Regions from separate parts of the Mus musculus genome. Here regions 1, 2 and 3 are each linked to region 4. A link is a loop called in an ENCODE intact Hi-C map of the cell type or tissue named here. Cell type or tissue: heart. All regions are shown on one strand. Region 1 overlaps Cfap45 (cilia and flagella associated protein 45). Region 2 has its middle 8.9 kb from the start of n-TRtct5. Region 3 has its middle 33 kb from the start of Pigm. Region 4 holds the start of Dusp23 (dual specificity phosphatase 23).

Region 1 (5,000 bases), 100 kb after region 4:
CTGTCGGTGACCTGTCCTTGTGTTTCTTTAAGTCCACCCTGCTCCAAGAAGCTTCCTCTGAGCCCCACCACATTCTGACTCCATCTTACTGGCCACTTCAGGACCAATGGTGCAAGGCCTGTTTCAGCTTCTTCAGGATTGGACTCTATCTTAACTACATCAGCAGCCTAATCTCTGAGCCAGTACCTGGTACTTAGCACACACAAAGCTGTTGAATCGGACTTTAAAAAACAGATTGTTCCTGGTGCTGGAATAAGGTATAAGTATAAGGCAATGCTTGGCAGGGTTGAAGTGGATGCTGGTGGGAAATTGAAATATCCCTGTCCATCCATCCTGGATAGAGGCTTTGAACCCTAAATATTAATTAAAAACTCTGATCGACAGCTCCTGGAGATGTGTCTCTAGAGCTCTCCTGTAGCTACCCAACGCATTCAACAAACCTACAGCTAATTATAATGATTAGAAACAAATGACATACATTAGGGGTGGGGGAGGGAGCAGCTGAGAGGAGAGAATAAAGCCTGCTTCTGGGCGAGGCAGTTTAACAGGTGCATGGCAACAAGACGCAGATGATCTGAGACAGGAAGTGAAATCTCATCTAATAAAAGCTGGGGGGGGGGGAGCGGAGGAGGTTGTCCTAGAAGTAGGTTCACTTATTAGCAAGGTCTTAGAATGCACCAAGTGGTGTGGCCCAAAACAATGGAGGCTGTGAAGTGACCAAGAGCAACCTGAATCTAAGACAGTGGATCTGAAGCATGACCAGCCTGTCTGCAGGGAGGTCAAGAAGTAGGACCCCTCAGGCCACTGCCCACATCTGGCTGTCAGATGCTCAGGCTGGTCGGCCTAGGCTAAACAGAGACTATCGTCAAGTCCAGCTCCTGCATGGGGATCCAGCTGCGTCTCTTCAGCTTAAGCCCTGAGCCAAGGGCTTCAAATTCTGTGAACTGACGTCACTCGTCATTCAGCAGTGGAGCCAGAGCGGTAGGACAGTCTGAGAGTTCGAAGCACTAAACACAAGAGCTAAGCCACCAAACACAGCACTGGCTCCTGGCACTTAGCTGAGCTCTGCCTGTGCCCTGCAGGAGGAGCCTGATGGCACTGTTCCAGTAGGGCAGTAAAACTGAGCTAACCCCAAAGGAACCCAGAGAGCCCCTATGAATTTCCTCTGATAGCCTCGAGTCTGGGGAGGAGCCAGAGTGCTAATTAGGCATCTGGTCAGTTTCCCTTTGCTTTGGATTCTCCTTGTACCCAAAAGGAAGTGACTCATTGGTCCACTTCTCTCCCCCACCCCCCAAGCAGTGCTGAGGGCTTAGAAGCATTGATTGCCCCTCTACCCTTTACTTTTAGAGCCTACAGCAAGCTTTGGAATGAAGGGCAGTGGCATGCTAACTACCAAAGGGAGAGGAGGAGGGCCAAGATGGAGGAGAGAAAATGCTGAAACGAGATGGGCATATTGATTTTTTCTTTTACATGTAGAATGTGTGGTGTGTGAGAGAGAGAGAGAAAGAGACAGACAGACAGAGACACACACAGAGAGAGGGAGAGAGAGGGGACTGTTAGAGGGAAGAAGAGGTTTAAAGTAGGAGACAGAAACTATAGCAGACATTGGAATATGTGTGTCATGGCAGCAAAAAGGGACTATTTGGAGGAGTTAGGGACCATCGAGAAGAGGAGAGGGAAGTCTCAGAGGAAAGGACAAAGAAGAATAAAGTATATAGATGTAATAAAATGTCAACGAAATCCAGTTTTGTGTACGTTAAGCAAAAGAGAATTTAAGAAAAATCTATACAGGCAAACAAGACAAAAGAAAAGAGGGAGGGATGGGTAGGAATGCAGATGGAGTTGGGCTGTCTGGACGGAAGCATCCTGGTGGCCCAGTCATCCTGCACAGTGGCAGCCGTGCCCGGGGACTCACATGAGTTCTCTGACCATGTCTCTAGTGATGAGCTGGATCGTCTCCGTCTTGTGCTCCAAGCCCAGAGCACTGAGAGTTTTCCGGATAGCGTGTTTATCATGGATCACCACGATAGGGCTGTCGCTCTTGCCCTGGGATGAAGGCTATCAGGTCAGAAAGAAATCCATAGAAGATGGTCACTCCACTTGCCACTGACCCAATACGGACCTTGAGGCTTCCACCCCATGCAGCTACAGAACACAAGAGCACCTACGGTATTAGGGAAGCATCCTCGAAATCTTCATCAAAACATGGCTTGGGTGTGTTCTGCACTGGCCTGACCTTCTGACACCAATACCTTTTATTCTTGGGCAGGCGTTCCTCCCAAGGATGCTGGAGACTGTGCCAAGGAGTGGGGAGGAGAGGGGCTGACGGTGTATATCTAGACCTCTGTTAAACCAATCGGGTTGAAACTTTAAAATTTGGTGTCTAGGTTATCTCTCCATGAACATTTCGGGTCTTGTGAGATTCTTGGACCACGCTGTGACTTTGAAGCAATATAACATGCTACAGATAAATCTACAATATAATATTAGTGATTTTTATTCCTTTCTAATGATTAGTGGTTTGTTTGTTTATTTGTTTGTTTTAAGCTATATCAAGGGAGTTGGACATAGCTAAGTGGCCTAACAAGAACTGCCTTAAAAATCTAACATCGTTGGGCCAAGCATTGTGGCAAACACCTTTGATCCCAGCCATCAAGAGCCAGGGGAAGGACAGCTAATCTGAAACCAGCATGGGACACACAGCAAGACTCTTAGGGAACAAATGATGATTAAGGAGGGCACTCAGTTAGGATTCGGCAATGTGAACACAGATCAGATGTGTGGTGTTTTTCAGATTCGTCTAACCTCAGAAGGGTTAGCAAGAAAATACAGTCTCTAAACACATGAAAATGTAGGCGCCATAAACGCAGTAACAGACACCTGCATGGTGCCCAGGGGGTAGCTTTGACTGGGTCACTTTGTATGCACTGTCCCCTGAGCGCTACTGCCACCTGGTGTTTGTTTCTGCTTCTAGAAGGGCACAACTCAGCAATGCTGCGGGCCACTTCTGCCCCCTACCGCTAACTTCCTGGACTCTCATTTACCCAGAAGGCCAAAGAACTTGGGCCAAGATAGGATTAGTGAACAAGCAGAACCTGGAGCTCTGGGCCATTCCCCACCCTCCTTTTAACCAGAAAATTCCATGAGGACCGTTCCCCTCACAAAGAGTGTAAGTGTAATTACAGAATTGCACCCTTTCGAGTCTTGCCTTTACCAGTGGGGAAGACACAGAAGAGTGGAAAATCCTCTCAGGGGGCCCTCTAGAAAGTCCTCTTCCACTCACAGGGAGAGCAATGAAGAGCAGGGGCTGACATCAGCTCTCTACTCCCCAATCCACCTACACTCCTGTGCTTCCAGGAGTGGCCCTTCTTCCTCAATGTCTCCTCTCTCTCTCTCTCTCTCTCTCTCTCTCTCTCTCTCTCTCTCTCTCTGTCTCTCTCTCTGTCTCTCTCTGTCTCTCTCTCTCTCTCTGTCTCTCTCTCTCTCTGTCTCTCTCTCTCTCTCTCTCTCTCTCTCTCTCTCTCTCTCTCTCTCTCTCTCTCAATCTCTCCCCTGCCCAGCTCTCCAAGTCTCACTCTTTCCCTCTTCATCAACTGTCACTGACACCAAAGCTGTTCCAAGGAGCGCTGTACCTCCCTCTCCACACTCCAGGAACCATCATTGTCCTAGTCTGGGTGGGGCTTGCTCGTCTCCCCAAGCTAAGCAATTGGTTTAGCTGAACCCCTGGAAGTCAAAGAAGGGAGGGAATTTCTAGGGGTGAGGAACCAGGTGCCCTGTTTACCTAGAACACACTAGATGTCAGAGCCAGGATCTCTGAATCTCTTCTTTGACATAAAAATCTCAGTGATATGACTAATACGAACATCACCCTAAGCAACACTGGTCTAGGCCACTGCTGAATAAGGGGCAGCAGCGACCAGGGAGCTGGGGGAATCTACTGATGGTGAGTTACCTTGACACCTCCAAAGAGGCTCTCGTCTACCTCAGAGTTCATGGCTTTGGTTCGATAGCGAGTCCTAGTCCGTGACCGGTTGGAAGCGGTGGAAGCAGAGCTTGAGGCATCCCCTGGCCTTAGTGGCTGCAGGTAGAGACAGAAAGTCCGGTCATCGGTACCCAGTGGCATCCAGACCACAGGCAGCAAACATGTCTCTAGCCTATGCCGACAGCTAGAAGGGCGAGCATACAGCAAAACCTCTTATAGAACGAACGTGTCCACATAGGACCTGAAATGTAGGGTACAGCGTCCCCCGTGGGGAGACCTCTTGCCAAAGCACACTAAGTCTACGGAAGGGCATCTGTGCCATCTCAAGAGCTGATGAAGCCAAGTCAGTCACAAGGTACAGATGAAAAAGATGGAGAGTGTGGGGAGATGGTGACAAGAAGGAGGGAGGCTTCCTGTTCCTAGTCCCTGCACAGGTACAGTCTCCCATAAGAATGGCTTTAGAGAGGCAACTGCTCCTCATTTCCCAAGAATGCACATGGTCCTCTTCACCACCAGCCTTCTCAGCCTGAACTCTAGGACCCTTTCATTAAGGACAAACCACCCAACCCCATTCCTGTTTCATGAGCCAGCTGGGGTCTAAAGGAAATAAAAGCTGTAAAAACTCATTGGGCCACAGCTCAGCGTGTGGTGGTTGGCAAATGGTAAGTAGTGGATGAACAATGATTACCAGCTACCATCAATCAGACAGCGCTAACCAAAATAGAATACTTTTTGACGTGCCAATCGTTTCCTATGTTTGGCAAATTACCCTAGCTAATGGCTGTGGGAGATGAGGCTCATTCCCAAAGACAAAAGCTGAAAACATCAGGTATTTGCCTTCTTAGTCAAGCAGGGCATCTAAGCTGAGCCAATAAGATGCCCCTGACTTTACAGCGACTGGGGAACCAGTGATATGAGACACTGAACCTGAACGTGGAAAGCCTTTTTGACCCGATGCAGCGGAAGCAGCCGCATCTGGGGCAGTGCTGATAAGGACGTCACCAGCAAGCAAAGCCAG
Region 2 (5,000 bases), 770 kb before region 4:
CCCCTTGTTCAAGGGGGAAGCAGGACACATCAAGTTGGGGAGCCTACACCTTGCCTGTCAACTAATGTTCTGGTAGGGGTTCAACTTCCTCTTCTCCTCTCTGTTCCAAAAGGGAAAAGGAAACTTCCCCTACCAGTTCTCAACTCTCCATCCCTTACATTACAGAAGGCCTGACAACGCGCGCGCATGCCTCCTTTTTTCTTCCAAGCTCCAACTTCCTCTCTGCATGGAGCGGTCTCACAGGACCTGCCGGCTTTGCTTCCCAGGTCTGACAGCAGACCTTCTAGTTTCCCCAGCATCTCCAGCCAGTGTCATTTCTTGACTTCTATTTGAACAGTTTTTAAAATGAGGCATTCCTTGTTCTCCTTCTGAGACAGTCTTTCTTCCTCACTCCAAATATTTTTTGACCACTTTTAAAACATCGATCTGCTCTCGGCCATTTGACTGTTTTCTACCAGGATCTCTGCCTTAGATTTCCCTTTAGAGTTGAAGCCCCATTTACCCAGTTGGTTTCCAGGTATATCTGCTTGCACCTCTTAGACACCTCAGATTCAGTGTTGTTATGATGGGGGTGGCCTTCTTCACTAGACACCACGACGAAGCCCCCTTTTCTCACAATACTCCGTACTTCCCATTTGCTCAAGTCAAGAAGCTAGAAATCTTACCCACTCAGGCTTTCCTCCTCCGGTAGTCTATTTCAACCAAGTCTTATCCAATCAACATCTGAAATGCCTTTCAGACTCACTTCTCCTCTCCCCTGCCCAACTCCATATCTGATAATTCATTATCTTTAAAATGATCCTCAAAACCTGTCTTCCCTTCAGCCATTCTCCACAATCCAGCCTGAGGAATCTTTCTGAACTATAAATCTGAGCATTAGTCACTTTCCCTGCTGCATGTGAATATACATGTACACACAGACACTGAGACGCAGAGACAGGGAGGAAGGCAGCTATGCACACATCCGCATGCGTGCACACACGTGCATGTGCACACACACCCATGCACACACACACACACACACACACACACACACACACACACACACACACACACACACACATACAGACACATAATATACTTTTAGTTGCTAGTATGTGCCCTGGGGTTTAAAACAAACCCATTAAAAGAGCTTGTCAGCCCTTGTCCCTATCCCAATCTGTCTATTAACATTAAGCTTCTCTCTCAGTGCCTGGTTCTAAGTTCCTGTCACTTCTAGAAAGTTCTCTCCACTTCCAGTATAATATATTCCCCATCATGCCCTGGGGTGACTGAATGATACCTGTCTTCCATACTACATCAACTCAGTCAGGTCCAGGGTCATGCTTGCTTCATGCCTACCTTACCCTAGTGCCTCTCAGACTCTGACCCAACTCAGGTACTTCACAAATACTGGTTAAGTAAATGGTCACACTTTTCCCTTGTAGCATTATTCAGAATATTTTATACTGGCAATACTCTAAATCATGGATTTGCCTGAATTTGTATATTTACAGTGATCATTAGAGTTATTGACTGAACTATAGGAAAGAAAATAATTAGAATAAGCTATGTCTGATCTCTCATTGGCTGAAAAAAACATTGAAGGAATGAGTGACTTAATGAAAATTAGAAATTGAACACACTTCAGTTACATGACCTAAAGATGTGAGAGAAAGGTTTTTAACAGTGGACTCAGGTTAAGATTGACGGCTTTCTAGGGTTGATACCTTCTAAGGTTTCCCACTTCCATGTTAGCATGCCTATTGGTGATGTTCTTCAGGTCTTGTTTAGGCAGCCATGTTGGTGAGATGAGCCATGGATGCAAGGTCTCTGACATTTCTAGGAGACACAGAATTACAGCAAACTTCCTGAGGCCTCAAACCTAGATAAAAATTACAGGTGACTAAGGAATTCTGAGAGTGGGAGAAATAGTCTTCCCTAGAAATACTCTTGGTATCTTAATAGCAAGTGATCAATCCTGAAATTATATACATAAAAGTTACATATATAATGTGTGTGTATATATATATATATATATATACACATATATGTGTGTGTGTGTATGCATAATGTACACACACATATACCAACATATATATTTTGTGGACTGTTATATATATAAACTTCACTGTGTTGTTCTATGTATTAAATAAAAGGAGGCCATAAATTTAAATTTGAGGGAGAGCAAAAGAAGTGAGGGAGGAAAGGGTAGGGGAAATGATGTCATTATATTTTAATTTCAAAGATTATTAAAAATGTATTGCAACCTGAAATAAAACATTTTTTAAATTATATACCAGGTGCAGTGGCACATGCCTGTCATCCCAGCAATCAGCAAGCTGAGGTATGATGATGTCCATGAATTCAAAGCAAGACTATTCTACACAGAAAAGCTCTGTCTTAATAAAATCAAATCAAATCAAATCAAATCAAATCAAATCAAATCAAATCAAATCAAATCATACACAGCAAGCTATTTTATTTAAGAACCAACTTAGACAGGGGATTGACAGATGTGCATTTAGTGTGCTCAAATGGGGTGGAAACAGGTACTCAAAAACATGTAAATTCAAGAAATTGCTTAATGACATCAATTAGTATTTACAAAGGTGGATTTTGCATTATCTGTGACTTATAAAGGTGTAGCCACCAATATCCTTCCTATGCTCTCCATTTCAGGTATTTTTCCATTTTATCCTCTCCTTTTACAAGGCAGAAATGAGGTTTATAGACAGCAATGCATTTAAACAAGATACAGTTTTTGCACTAAAGACCAAGATCAAGTCAGAAAAGAACACATTTAATCCACAAATACAAAAGAATAAAAAAGGGTACCTAAAAGAAACTGAAAGTCAGAATCCACAGAAGAAAGCACTAGAGGCAAAAGCATTGACTTTTCTAATGTAAATTTCAGATTTTGTTTGGGAAGGTAAACATTACCAAGGATTCCAGCAGGTGGCGCTCTGAACCAATGAATGAGGAACTGTCCTCAGCCCTACCATATTTTAGGTAATAAAATCAGTTCCTTTTGTGACACTTCAAATATGGAGTCTACACCCTCTGTAACACACACACACACACACACACACACACACACACACACACACACACACACACACATTTCTACAGTGAAACAGTCTGGACATGATAATATACCTGCACAGGCATGTAAACTGAATGTGTTTCTAATAGCCAATCTATCCTCTAATGGACCCTTCATACTGCCTAGTAAATATTCTACTACTCATTCGTATTAATCTCGCACTCCATATAACAGTCTACATTTCTGTGCTTTCTTCAAACATTGAAAACACATGACCTTCTCACTTACTAACAGGAGGCATAGGAGCTACCACACTGCCACAGCCACCATTAAATGAAGTCTTCTTTCTTCTTGTGCAAATCTATATGCCCCCATTCTCCTCCCAGCAAGAGGCCAAGGAGCTGGCCCTCCGGTTACCCAAAGTCACGGTTTTACTGGTACTCCTCTGACTGATGCTTCTCCTGCCTTCTCAGAAACCTGAGCTGCCGTATGCTGTTTAACATCACACTCTTGAACACTCAAACTCTACCTCTCAATGATTTTAGTTATGAGGCTTAGGGTATATGATACATGCACGTCCTGCTCACTAAAATACAAATGAAGCAGGTGGGCCTGTATATATAACAAGTTCAGCCATGAACATATCGTTGCTGAACCTCATCAGTAATGAGCTGGAGATGGGGTTCAGGGTCAGAGTGCTTGCCTACCATACTGGGCATGGGTTCAAACCCCAGCACAGTAACAGCACATAAAAGATTCAGGGAAATCAATTGAGGGATAGGTAGAGAGTGGTATTTCATAATACTTTTCTAGCTAGTTCTCTTTATTAAGGACAAAGTTCCACAACACGCAGTCAGAAACAAGCCTTCTCAGACTCCCGGCCTTCTTCCAGCTCAACACTCCCAACTTCTAGGCGTCTGACTTTCCAGAGCTCACTGCACGCCTGCCTGCGCTCAATCTCTTCCCCTCCACTTCCTCCAATCTCGCTTCAAATCTCATTTTTTTTTCTTTTTACCTCCTGCTCCACAATATCATCGCGGACCTCTGAGTCACTTTGACAGACATGTTTTCATTATCATTTGGTTGACTTCTCAGTAGCATGTGACACTCAGCCATGTCATGCTGTGAACCATTCCCTCTGCTGTGATGGGAGCTGTGGTATTCTGTTTCCCCATTGTCTCTTTCCCTCTCCAATCTTGCTCTAACTCCCCTCCGTTCTGTCATTCCAAGATGCAGCTTCTTGGTTCATGCTTAAGTTCTTTCTCCGTGAAGAAATGTGACGTGCCCCCCCTTAACTATCTCAAAAAAATTCCTCAGAAACTAAAGCTCTGAATTAAACTGATCTTTTCCTCCCTCCGATCTCCTTAGTCCCTTGTTTGTTAGACTATAAAGTGGTACACAGATTATAAAACTGGAGCGCTTCTTGTCAATCCTGCCCCTTTCCTACAGTTTCCGAAGCATTAACAACTCCTACAATCCTACTTCAAAAATACTCTTGCATCTCTTTGTATCCACCATTAGTTAACTCTCTCCAATTGAACGTTGCTTTTGCGGCTTCAGATGGGATCATATATTGCGTTCCAGCATCTCTCTTGATGTCCTTTTGCCCTGTTCTTTCAGTAACAGCTGGGGAATTAGTTCCAAAACACAAAGCTGTTCCTGCTATTCTCTAACTTTAGTATCTGCAGTCCTCTCTTCTCCCCAAACCCCCTCCCCACACACCTTTTAAAGATTAAATGGTAAAATGTCTTCCAGGGATCACAGGACCCTCTAGAGTCTTCCTATTGCTCCCCCCCAACCCCGCCCCAGCTTCGTATCAAATCTCCCGTATGCCTTACAGTCAAATAAAACTGTTTTTTAGTCCTTTATACGGGACATTTTTCCCTCCTACCTTAAGACCTTACTTAGCATGTGCTATTTCTCTGCCTAGAAAGTCCATTTCTTTGTTGTTAGCCTGGTTACTTTCTGCTTATCA
Region 3 (5,000 bases), 220 kb after region 4:
TTTATAAACACATCAACAGGTACTCCCCGCTGGCAGCCAGAGCAGGGTTTGAGGCATTAGACCACGATGTCTGGAACTTTCTCCCTCAGTCCTCAGCCAACCAGCAAGGTCTGCTACTCATGCAGAAGGTGGGGCTCTTGTCGGTTCGTGTGTCCTTCAGAGAAATCTCTGAGACCTCCTGAGTAACTCCCTGAGGAGGGGGAAACTGACTCATCTATAGTTTGACTCATCTATAGTTTGCCTGAAGTAGGGTTGCCTGAAGCCTGGATGGGGAGGAGGCATCCAGTTTCTTGACCATGCATTGTCTAGCCCAGACTTGTTTTGTTTTAGAGCCTATTTCTGCTTCAGGAAGGAGTTAGAGATGAAGAGTTAGATAGCCGTAAGGTCAGAAATATCTTTATTTGACCTATCAGTTTGGGCCAAACAACTCAAAACTATGTGGATGGTCCAGGCTTCCTCCCTACAGCCTTCCAGAGCCCAGCATATAGAAGAGTGTCAGCCTCAGGAGAAGGTGGGAATTTCCCCCCTCCCACAGTCTCTGCTTCCCCTGCCTTTTACAGTAAATTTAGAACTCTGAGTTTGGAGGTACAATTTGGGGTTAGTTATTCTGCTCATGGGCCGGAGACACTTTGGTTATTTGTGTTTTCCTTCCTCCTTTAGCAAAAACTATTATTCTAATTCAGTTATGTGTTCATATAAAAGCAAATGTAATCTAGGCTGAAATCCTGGTTGCATATTCGTTATTACACTTATTTTTACTTAAAATTATTTCATGATTCCCCTAGAAAGTCTTTGGTCCCTAGACCACATGTTAATCAATGTGGCCCTTGTATCTTGAAAGGGAAACACTTGCTGCACCCCCTGCCGGTAGAAGCAGCAATAGCGGTCTCTAGGACCACAGGGAAGTCTTGGTCACTTTGTAAAAAAGTGTTGGGGCCCGTGGTTCTTGATAGCCTCTCTGTATGGAAATCTTCAAAATAGCCAGAAAATCAAAGATCCAATCAACTAACTTACCCTTGGCTTGTTGTTTCCAGAATCTATATATTCTCCTGTGATTAGAGTTTATGGCATTGGGATGGAATTCTATCACTGTGAAATTGCATGACCTAATCCCATCACTTTGAGAGGCTGAGGCAAGGGAACCATGAATTCAAAATAAGCTAGGGTTACATATCTACATGGTAGACTTTTTTTTTTATCATTAGAGAGATAAAACTAAATGAGGGTGGGCCCACAAAACTGAGAGACCCGTCTAATTCATCAAAGCAGTCAGTACCATAAGGTCTCACACCAAACACTGCTACTTCTTGGAAGCCAGGGCTCAGTAGCCTGCTCGGCTATTTAATAAACTGGAACTTTTCTAACCAAAATATTTTTTTCTAAGCATTGGATCAGGTAAATCAAAGCCTTGGCTCACTGGCTGGAAAGTTAGGAAAACATCTGTATTTACTGATTAAACTTCTTTGGCCGTGTTAATAGAATCCTTGCATAAGCACATCACTTGGTAGAATTTAACAAATTTGTTCTGGATTACTTTTATAAATAGAACAAACGAATACTACATTTAAAACTAAAGCGGAATGTTTTGCACGATAAATGATAAAAAGGATGGCTTTGCATTCCGAGAGTTTCTTAAACCCAAAGAAGAAATATCAGGTTCCCCCTAAGTGGAGGGGGGCAAGGTGCACCTGTAGGAGATTAGGAGTGGAGTGTCCGGTTTTACATAAATAATTGTATTGTATCATGAAATTGTGAAACCTGATTTGAGAACCCAACCACACAGCCTCTTAAGTCCCACCCCCCGCCCAGTTCCCAGGTTTTTAAAGAGAAAAACTTAAAGTCGTCAGTATTTTTCAAAGGTTTCTAACTGAGAAAGAAAGAAAGAAAGAAAGAAAGAAAGAAAGAAAGAAAGAAAGAAAGAAAGAAAGAAAGAACAAAGAAAGAAGGGAGGGAAGGGGGAGGGAGGGAGGGAGGGAGGGAAGGGGGGAGGGGGGAGGGAGGGAGGGAGGGGGGAGGGAGGGAGGGGGGAGGGAGGGAGGGAGGAAGGAAGGAAGGAAGGAAGGAAGGAAGGAAAAAAGAAAGAAAGAAAGAAAGAAAGAAAGAAAGAAAGGAAGGAAGAAAGAAAGAAAGAAAGAAAGGTAGTTAATGGTGACAGCTAATCTTTGTTTTCACACGTCATCTCATTCATTCTCACAGCAGGGTGTAATCGTGTTATTAGGTCAAAGCCAGAGGAGGTTAAAGAACCAGTCCAGGATAGCACAGCTAGGCAATGTGCTCTGGATCTCACTTCGTTCTCTAATTCCTCAGAGTTCTGTCTCTGACACAGTGGAAGGCTTTGCTGAACAAAATGAAGATGTGAGCCACTTGGAACAGCGAAACTCTGCTTCTATCTGGGGAGCTTAGCGTAAAATAACCCCCCTTTTTTACCTGTTAAAAACTGATTTCAACTAAGATTTGTATGTATTACTAGTCATATAACCTTTTAAATTTTCGATCACTGTTATAGTATAGTTTTGTTTTTAATTTTCATATTTCTTTTGGATTCCCCCAAATATTTGCAGGAATTCTAAGGAGTCTTCAGACGCCCAAATGATGAAATTCCAAGTAAAAGTCAGCTCGGGACAGACATACAATATCGTAGCCTGTAGCATCACCTACTGGTATGTTTGTAGTATTGCAGCCATCTTGGGTTGGAACTAAAAGGAGCAGGTTGGGACTAAATAATATGATCTCCGGAGTAACAAATTCTTTTCCTGAAGAGAAAACAGAAAAGTAGCTTTAATATCTCCCAGCACAGCCAAAGTACTGAGTCCTGGTCCTGGGTTTCCATAATTAGCTGTACAGATTTGGGTAGGTCGTTCCATCTTAAGTACCTTGTCTCGAGGCTTTTTTCAGTTATGTTCTTCAAAACACTAAGCTCACTGCCAGACCCCTTTACAAAAGGTTAGCCCGTGGTGTGACTTCCTCTTCAGACCCAAATTCAGGCAAGTCTTATCCCTTTCACATATACAAGTTTTTGAATGAAGTTCTTTTCGCAAAGACTTCCACAACGCTTCAATAAATTTCATCTATGCATGTGTGTGTGTGTGTGTGTGTGTGTGTGTGTGTGTGTGTAGAGTGTGTAGTTATGGTCAGCCCATATCAACATTTACTGCACCTACAACTTTTTAAGGCTCCACACTAAATCTTTATGAGCTATAAAAACAGGAGTCCCAGCGAAGAACTCAGATGTTGGCTGCAGGATAAGGCAAGTGCGTCATCTTCCCGGTCTTTAACAATCTGGTCCATCAATTGGAGGACCCCCCCATGAGATATTATCTCTGATTTTATAACAAAAGTCAATGGGGGAAGAGAGAGAGAGATTGGGAGGGAGGGAGAGAGAGAGAAAGAGATCTTTTTATAGCCAATCTAGCTGGAAGGCATCTTTGCTATAAAACTAGTGTTTCAGGAGTCTCTGGGGGGAGAACTCGAGACAGAGCTGAGCTCGGAGGCCATCACCGTGTAGCTGTGTTTCTTCTCGTGGGAACTGAAGCGATTAAGAGATTTGTGGGCATTATCTATTGCGTTAAGCAAAGTATATAAGATTCAGGTGTCCTAATACAAATATCCACTCTTTATCATCAAGGGCATACATATAAAATAGCAGCAAGTGTCCCACGATAGTTCAGTTTCTCTTAAAAGACCAACTTGTTTGATTTCTAAAAAATATTTCTACTGGAGATTGGGAAGGAATTTATTTTTTCAAATATTCAAGTAAGGCAACAATCATATTCCAACTAATTACTATTAATCATTTTCTCTGATCTTGAGGTTTTTCTAACAACTACAGCTTATTTATTATTCACAGCATTGCCAGAAAGTGCCCCCATTTTGTTCCCCTTTTCCAGAAGAAGAGACTGAAACACACTTATTAAATAAACCATGAAGTTACAGTTATGTCCTGACTCCAGCTGCAGGCTCCCTGACCATTCAGACAAGCCAGAGAAGCCTCCTCCTGCACAAATCTAGGAACCGCAGAGGAGCAACTTGGCTGTTGCCTAGCGTGGTATGCAAGGACACAGAGTCAGTCAACAGCTTTCACGTCCCTGTCTCTTAGCATCTGCCCATTGTGCCCTATTACAACCAAAGGGAATAGTTAGTATGCATTGTAACTTCACCAATCAGCTCGTTTTCTTTCTCAGGTTGGGCCCACTTGGGTGGTGTTAGAAAGAACGTGCTGGCAGGTGCCACATTCTAACAGGCACAGAACCAGAGTGACGATACCTCTCCTGTTCTTCCCTATCCTAGATAGTTCAAGAAACACTAGACAGGATATGTGGTTTGCAGGTCCTGGCTGAAAATAAAGTTTTTTTCTCAAATATCTGATTAACCTAAGAGCACTGCCACGGACACCCCCCCCCCGCACCCTCCCCCCCCCCAGTGTCTCCAATCAAGGAGGAAGACCCGTACTCCAAGGGCACAGACAATTCTCAAGGGGGGGGGGTGGTGTCCTAACTTTTCAATTATCTTCCCAGAAATGGGGCCAGTAGGTTGGTTCTCCCGGTCAGACTTTACCAGCATCACAGACCCACAGAAGGACAGGTCTGCTCCGATGGATACATTCTGTAGCAAGCAAAACAATGAGCTGCTCTCAGAGGAATGACATAATCACCAAGTCTTTTCTTCCCTTCTTGTAATGTGTATAATTTGTCTTCTTTTGGAAAGGTACCTGTAAATTTTAATGCAATTTTCTTGAGAACAATAGCAAAGTCACAATTTCCTAATCACTTTTGTTTCCCAGGAGGGAAGGAGAAAACCTTAACTGCTTGCTGAGTGACTAATACAGGCCCTTCAAGGCCCACAGAGGAGAACTGAACCAGAAGTCTTCCAAAAAGAATGCTATCCCTAATTTGTCAGACCCTTTAAGGCAATAAAATATTGTATATGCAGCGATGAGGCAAACCCACCACAGTCTGACTACAAATCCTTAGGTGACATTGAAGCAGAAACAACTCAGGACT
Region 4 (5,000 bases):
CCCAAATCTTCTTGTTCCCCCAAAACATGTCCCACACACATACCCACATACACACATATGCACATACTATCTATCAATACAGATGCACGCAGTAGAGATTGTCCCCAATAAAGACCAAGAAACCTGCTCCCTTTATGAAAATAGTAATTAGACAGAATCACTTCCTTAAAAGGAGAGACACGAAAGGGGGAGGCTGCAGGAGGGAGATGTGAGGGTAACATAGGGACAAATATAATTACAATACTCTGTATGAAACTGGGTTTTTTTTGTAATTTAAGCCTTTCAGAAAAATAAAAGCATAAATTCAACAAATAAACAGTCTAGGATAATGTTCCTTATCTATTTTAATTGGAGGTTGTGTGTGAGTACACACATGTAAAAATTCACTGGGGTGTGTATTTGTTTCGTGTTTTAGTGTGTGAATTAAATTACAGTAAAAAAATGAAGTTTTAAAAGAAGTTACACATAATATTCAACACAGTCCCCATGCAACTGAAGAATCCACAGACACCCTGGAGACTCCCAGTGTCTTGAAGTACGTCTTGCCAATGCATTCTCTTTATTTTTTCAGTCCATTTACTTAACACTTTTGAACACTATGTCCAGACGCTGGTAAAAATAAAAGATTCAACAAATCAGTCTTAGTTCCAACAAAAACAGGAAACTCTGGCTCAACAAAGCAACTTCCACAGTGGGAAGATCAGAGTACACAGAGCCTAAACCCTCCTGAGGCCCAGATAGCCCTAAACAGACAAGAAAGATCCTGTAGATAATGTGTAAGAGACTGCCGAGGTTGCAGGAAGCCTCGCCAGGAGCCCAGCAGTGGCTTTTCTTACAGAAACCCTCAGCTGAGACAGAAAATTAAAGGAGACACCTGCAATGGGACACAGCTCAGACATGGACCCTGAGCCCTTCTCTCTCTAGAAGATGAAGGATGAGCAGACAAGGGAGAGCAAGTCTTCACTCGGAGCTAACTGGCCTTTCCACAGGCAAGCCTGCGTAGGAGGGAGGATGATGGACGACCTTTCAGCCTCAGAGACCCACAGGAGAGAGGACACACTGAGAGCAGCCTAGGGGCTCATTAGAGAAGAGAGTCTGCCTCCCACTGGAGAAGACAGGCTTGGAGCTGGATAGGAAGGAGATAAGAGACGTGCACGGAAGGGCGAGGAGAGACGTGGAAAGTTCTTCCCTGACACGTGGAAGGTAGACAGAGAAAGCAGAGAACCCAAGAAGTGATCTGCCCACACGGACAGTTCCTGGAAATGTTACTTCCAGACACAGCTGTCTGCCGTCAAGGTTCGTTCCCACTGAGCCAGAGCAGGCAATCCACCTCGGAAAGGAGAAATCCTTCCATTTTGCTGATGCCGTGGACAGCCCTCCCGCTGCCCGGTTGCTGAAACAATGGACTCCACGATCCTGGAATTTCCCCCGAGAGCCTCACGCAGGAGAAGGGAAAGACTGGGAGCCTGGTGTTTGAGAGATGGGGAACTTGTCTCCTTGTATGAGAGACGAAAGCAGAGGCTAGGGTGAAGGGGGGCATGGAGAACCACACCTTGACCAGGAACACTCAGTTATACATAACTCTTACCTTCTACCTAAGCCTAATCCTCATACCAGGACCCTAAAGATAGACTTGGGTGGTAGGGACTGGACCTCCTTGTTTCTCTCACTAATGTAGCACACTGAATAAACCACCTCCCGCTTTCACTAGCAGGTTTATTTAATTGGCCCATTGAAGAGACAAGTAGCCCATCTTGGCTTGTTATGGCTCCCAAGGCCCAGATTTTCACCCTAATGACCAGCAACCAAGGGAGGGTAGGATGTCTTCATACCCAGGTCTTGTGGGCTTAGGTCAGTATGTCCCTAGGCCCCCGGTTAAGAAAATACCCAGGGTTTTAAACACAAAATGTTTGGAAGAATGTGAAGATGGCTGTGTAACACTGTCATTTCCTGGATGACTGTAGGAAAGTGTGCCATTAAAAGATTCTGGAGAGGGGGACAGAACAATGGCTCAGCAGTTAAGAGCACTGGCTGCTCTTCCAGAGGTTCCATCCCCAGCACCTACACGGCAGCTCACAGCTGTCTGTAACTCCAGCTCCGGGAGTCCTGACACCTTCACACAGATACACATGCAAGCAAAACACCAATGTACATAAAATAAAAATAATAATAATTTTTAAAACAAGATTTCGGAGCTGGAGAGATGGCTCAGCAGTTAAGAGTACTGACTGCTCTTCCGGAGGTCCTGAGTTCAAATTTGAGCAACTACAAGTTGGCTCACAACCAGCTGTAATGGGATCCGATGCCCTCTTCTGGTGTGTCTAAAGACAGCTACAGGGCACTCATATACATAAGATAAACATTTTTTTAAAAGAGAGAGAGATTCTGGAGAATGGTATCTTCCTTAGCTTCCTCGGTGCCTCAGTTTTCTCATCTCTAAAATGGGGTTACTGTGATCACCTACCTTATGGCGATTAATTAACATATATAAAAAGTATTTGCACAAGTACCTAACACAAAGCAAAAGCTTAAATGTTGTTAACCCTTATGTTGTTGATAGTGGTTACTATATTACCCTGAGTACCATTTCCAGTGCCACATATTTCCCCACCCCCCATCCTTTAACTACTGTCGGCAGTAGAAAAATAAAACTTTCTATTGTCTGGGACATAGTAGTTCCCTCTTACTTCAAGAACTCAAGAAGACAGCAACCATGACTGCTTGGTCATTGAAGAGATTACCTACTCACACCCGCGCCCAGGCAGAAGTAGATTTTTCTATCACTATTTAAACCCCTTGTATAAAAACTATGAAGAGACCAGGCCGTTAGGCGGCTGGCCCACGATGCAGTAGCTCCAACGCACCACCAGGGAGCAGCAGAGCCCAGCCCTGGGCTGTTTTCTCTACAGGAGCAATTAATTGGTTCCAGGCTTCCTTAGTGCCTTCACTCCCCGCTGCAATAATCACGCTTGTTGTTGATTACCCAGCCTATCAACGAGTGCCCTGCTCGCGTCCGTTGGGCTGTAGGGTTTCTCTGCCTGCCTTGGAGCCGTCTTAGCCCCGCCCCCGCTGTTCAGCCAACCCTGGGTGGGGAGGAGCGTCACGGGGGAGGGTCCAAGAGACTACGTGGCCCGCTAGGGCAAGTGCTGAGCGGGGACGGAATCCAGCCCCAGAGGGGGGGTGACCCAATCTCCCGGCAGAGTAGGAAAGGCCAGCCTCGCCCTGAGTAAACTCCCCCCACGATGGGCGTGCAACCCCCCAACTTCTCCTGGGTGCTTCCGGGACGGCTGGCCGGACTGGCGTTGCCCCGGCTGCCCGCGCACTACCAGTTCCTGCTGGACCAGGGTGTGCGGCACCTGGTGTCCCTGACGGAGCGCGGACCCCCTCACAGTGACAGCTGTCCCGGCCTCACGCTGCACCGAATGCGCATCCCTGACTTTTGCCCGCCGTCCCCGGAACAGATCGACCAATTTGTGAAGATCGTGGACGAGGCCAATGCCCGGGGAGAGGTCAGCACGCTCGTGAGCCAGAGCGAGAGGGCGGGGCCTGGAAGGAAATGAGTGGGCGGGGCCGGAGCTGGAGTCCGAAAAGAGTGGGAGAGCCTGGGGTTGGGGGCGGGGGTGACAGGGCTAAGTGGGGTGGGAGCTAGATGGACCCACTCCCTGACTAAAGTCAACTATGCTGCTAGGAGAGGTGGTGCCAAGTAGGCTGGAGAGAGAGTACTGTCAAGTGAAATCCTTCCAGGAGTCCAGGGAGCGCCTATGTCAGACGGAATCAGTTCAAAGCCCTTTTACTAGAGGTCCAAATGTCATAGAGACACACTTGTAATTTTAAATTTTACTAGCAGCTACGTTTTAAAAAAAAAACAAAAACAAAAAACGAAAAAGATGAAAAAGAAGCAGGTGAAGTTAATTTTGTACTAATCCAATAAGTCAAAAATATTATTTCAACATAGAATCAATATGAAACAAATTATTAATGAGGCATGTCCAGTCTTTTTCATGCCGCATCTTCAGGGCCTGGTAAGTATTTTGCACCTCAGCTCAGTTTGGACTGACACATTTCAGGAAAAATAGCACCACAAGTGGCTGGATGTACTATACAAGACAGCACAGGATAGAGGCCAGGCGATGTAGGCTGAGAGCCCAAGTTGGAACCAGCCATTCCAGAGGCCTCCTAGTCACCTGTCCTCCCACAGCTTTGATGTCACTTCTTGGAGAGCCTGTGATGTGTGGGGTGAGGACAGGGGAGTATTGGGGAGGGCATTGGACTCTACTCCATCAGTCTCCACTTCACAGGCTGTTGGAGTGCACTGTGCCCTAGGCTTTGGCCGCACTGGCACCATGCTAGCCTGCTACTTGGTGAAGGAGCGGGCTTTGGCCGCAGGAGATGCCATTGCTGAGATCCGGCGCCTGCGACCAGGATCCATTGAGACGTATGAACAGGAGAAGGCCGTCTTCCAGTTCTACCAGCGAACAAAATGAGGACTTCAACAGCCCGCCTTTCCCCCTCCCCAACTCCTGCGGCCAGGGAGGAAGGGGAGTGAACTAAAGTACTGCATCCTTCAGGTCCCTCTGACTCCTATTGGACAAAAGTAGTCCTTCCCCAAAGCCATAACGTGGCCGGCAGGATGGCCGAGACCCCACAAAAATGAGGTAATAACTGATAAGAACTCATCACCGCTGCATAGCATGTACACAGCACTCCCAATACATCTGGGTGGTTGAAAAGACAAAAAAAAAAAAAACAAAAAAAAAAAAAAAAAAACCACTTCTGTTCTTTGGATGAGGTGTCTAGAGTTCAGAAAGGCCTCCGGTCACAGTTCTGGGAAACAGAAGGATAGGCCAGGACTCCAGCACACACCTTTGTCATCCTGAGGATGATGGGATTCTAAGTGCTGTTCCCTGACATGTGATAGAGGAGAACTGGTCAGTGAAGGAGACCCATGTCCCTGGCCACATGGCCTCCAAGCAGCCTCAGGCCGCTGCACTCCTACACCA

The links. Peaks named below come from ENCODE experiments on the same cell type or tissue, not always from the same donor. Only the 100,000 strongest peaks of a DNase experiment are listed, where the experiment ranks them.
Region 1: a loop joins it to region 4, with 9 times the contacts of the local background. A loop is called at or near these places in 29 of 42 quality-filtered maps.
Region 2: it touches region 4 in a loop (2.5-fold over the local background); 21 of 42 quality-filtered maps call a loop at or near these places.
Region 3: a loop joins it to region 4, with 10 times the contacts of the local background. A loop is called at or near these places in 35 of 42 quality-filtered maps.

The regions. Positions count from the first base shown.
Region 1 is chr1:172,526,868-172,531,867 of GRCm38, reverse strand. Cfap45 (cilia and flagella associated protein 45) reads right to left here. Exons shown (of 12, transcript NM_027972.1): 2 at 3,953-4,078; 3 at 1,916-2,058. Among named protein-coding and RNA genes, the nearest start is that of Cfap45, 8.2 kb to the right of the region's middle. In heart, no CTCF peak of the experiment used is centred here; DNase peaks (open chromatin) are centred at 907, 1,187, 2,957 and 4,237; H3K4me3 peaks cover 424 bases; H3K27ac peaks cover 1,848 bases; H3K27me3 peaks cover 1,654 bases.
Region 2 is chr1:173,396,742-173,401,741 of GRCm38, reverse strand. It overlaps a transcript of Aim2 not described here. Among named protein-coding and RNA genes, the nearest start is that of n-TRtct5, 8.9 kb to the right of the region's middle. In heart, a CTCF peak has its summit at 2,912 (motif pointing right); no DNase peak of the experiment used is centred here.
Region 3 is chr1:172,406,872-172,411,871 of GRCm38, reverse strand. No RefSeq gene overlaps it. Among named protein-coding and RNA genes, the nearest start is that of Pigm, 33 kb to the right of the region's middle. In heart, a CTCF peak has its summit at 867 (motif pointing left); no DNase peak of the experiment used is centred here; H3K27me3 peaks cover 1,118 bases.
Region 4 is chr1:172,631,125-172,636,124 of GRCm38, reverse strand. Dusp23 (dual specificity phosphatase 23) reads left to right here and starts at 3,151. Exons shown (of 2, transcript NM_026725.2): 1 at 3,151-3,509; 2 at 4,299-5,000. The coding sequence starts at 3,243. The coding sequence ends at 4,484. It overlaps Gm35601 (a long non-coding RNA gene), which reads right to left and starts at 3,145. Exons shown (of 5, transcript XR_001779542.2): 1 at 2,984-3,145. In heart, no CTCF peak of the experiment used is centred here; DNase peaks (open chromatin) are centred at 3,064 and 3,514; H3K4me3 peaks cover 1,955 bases; H3K27ac peaks cover 1,768 bases.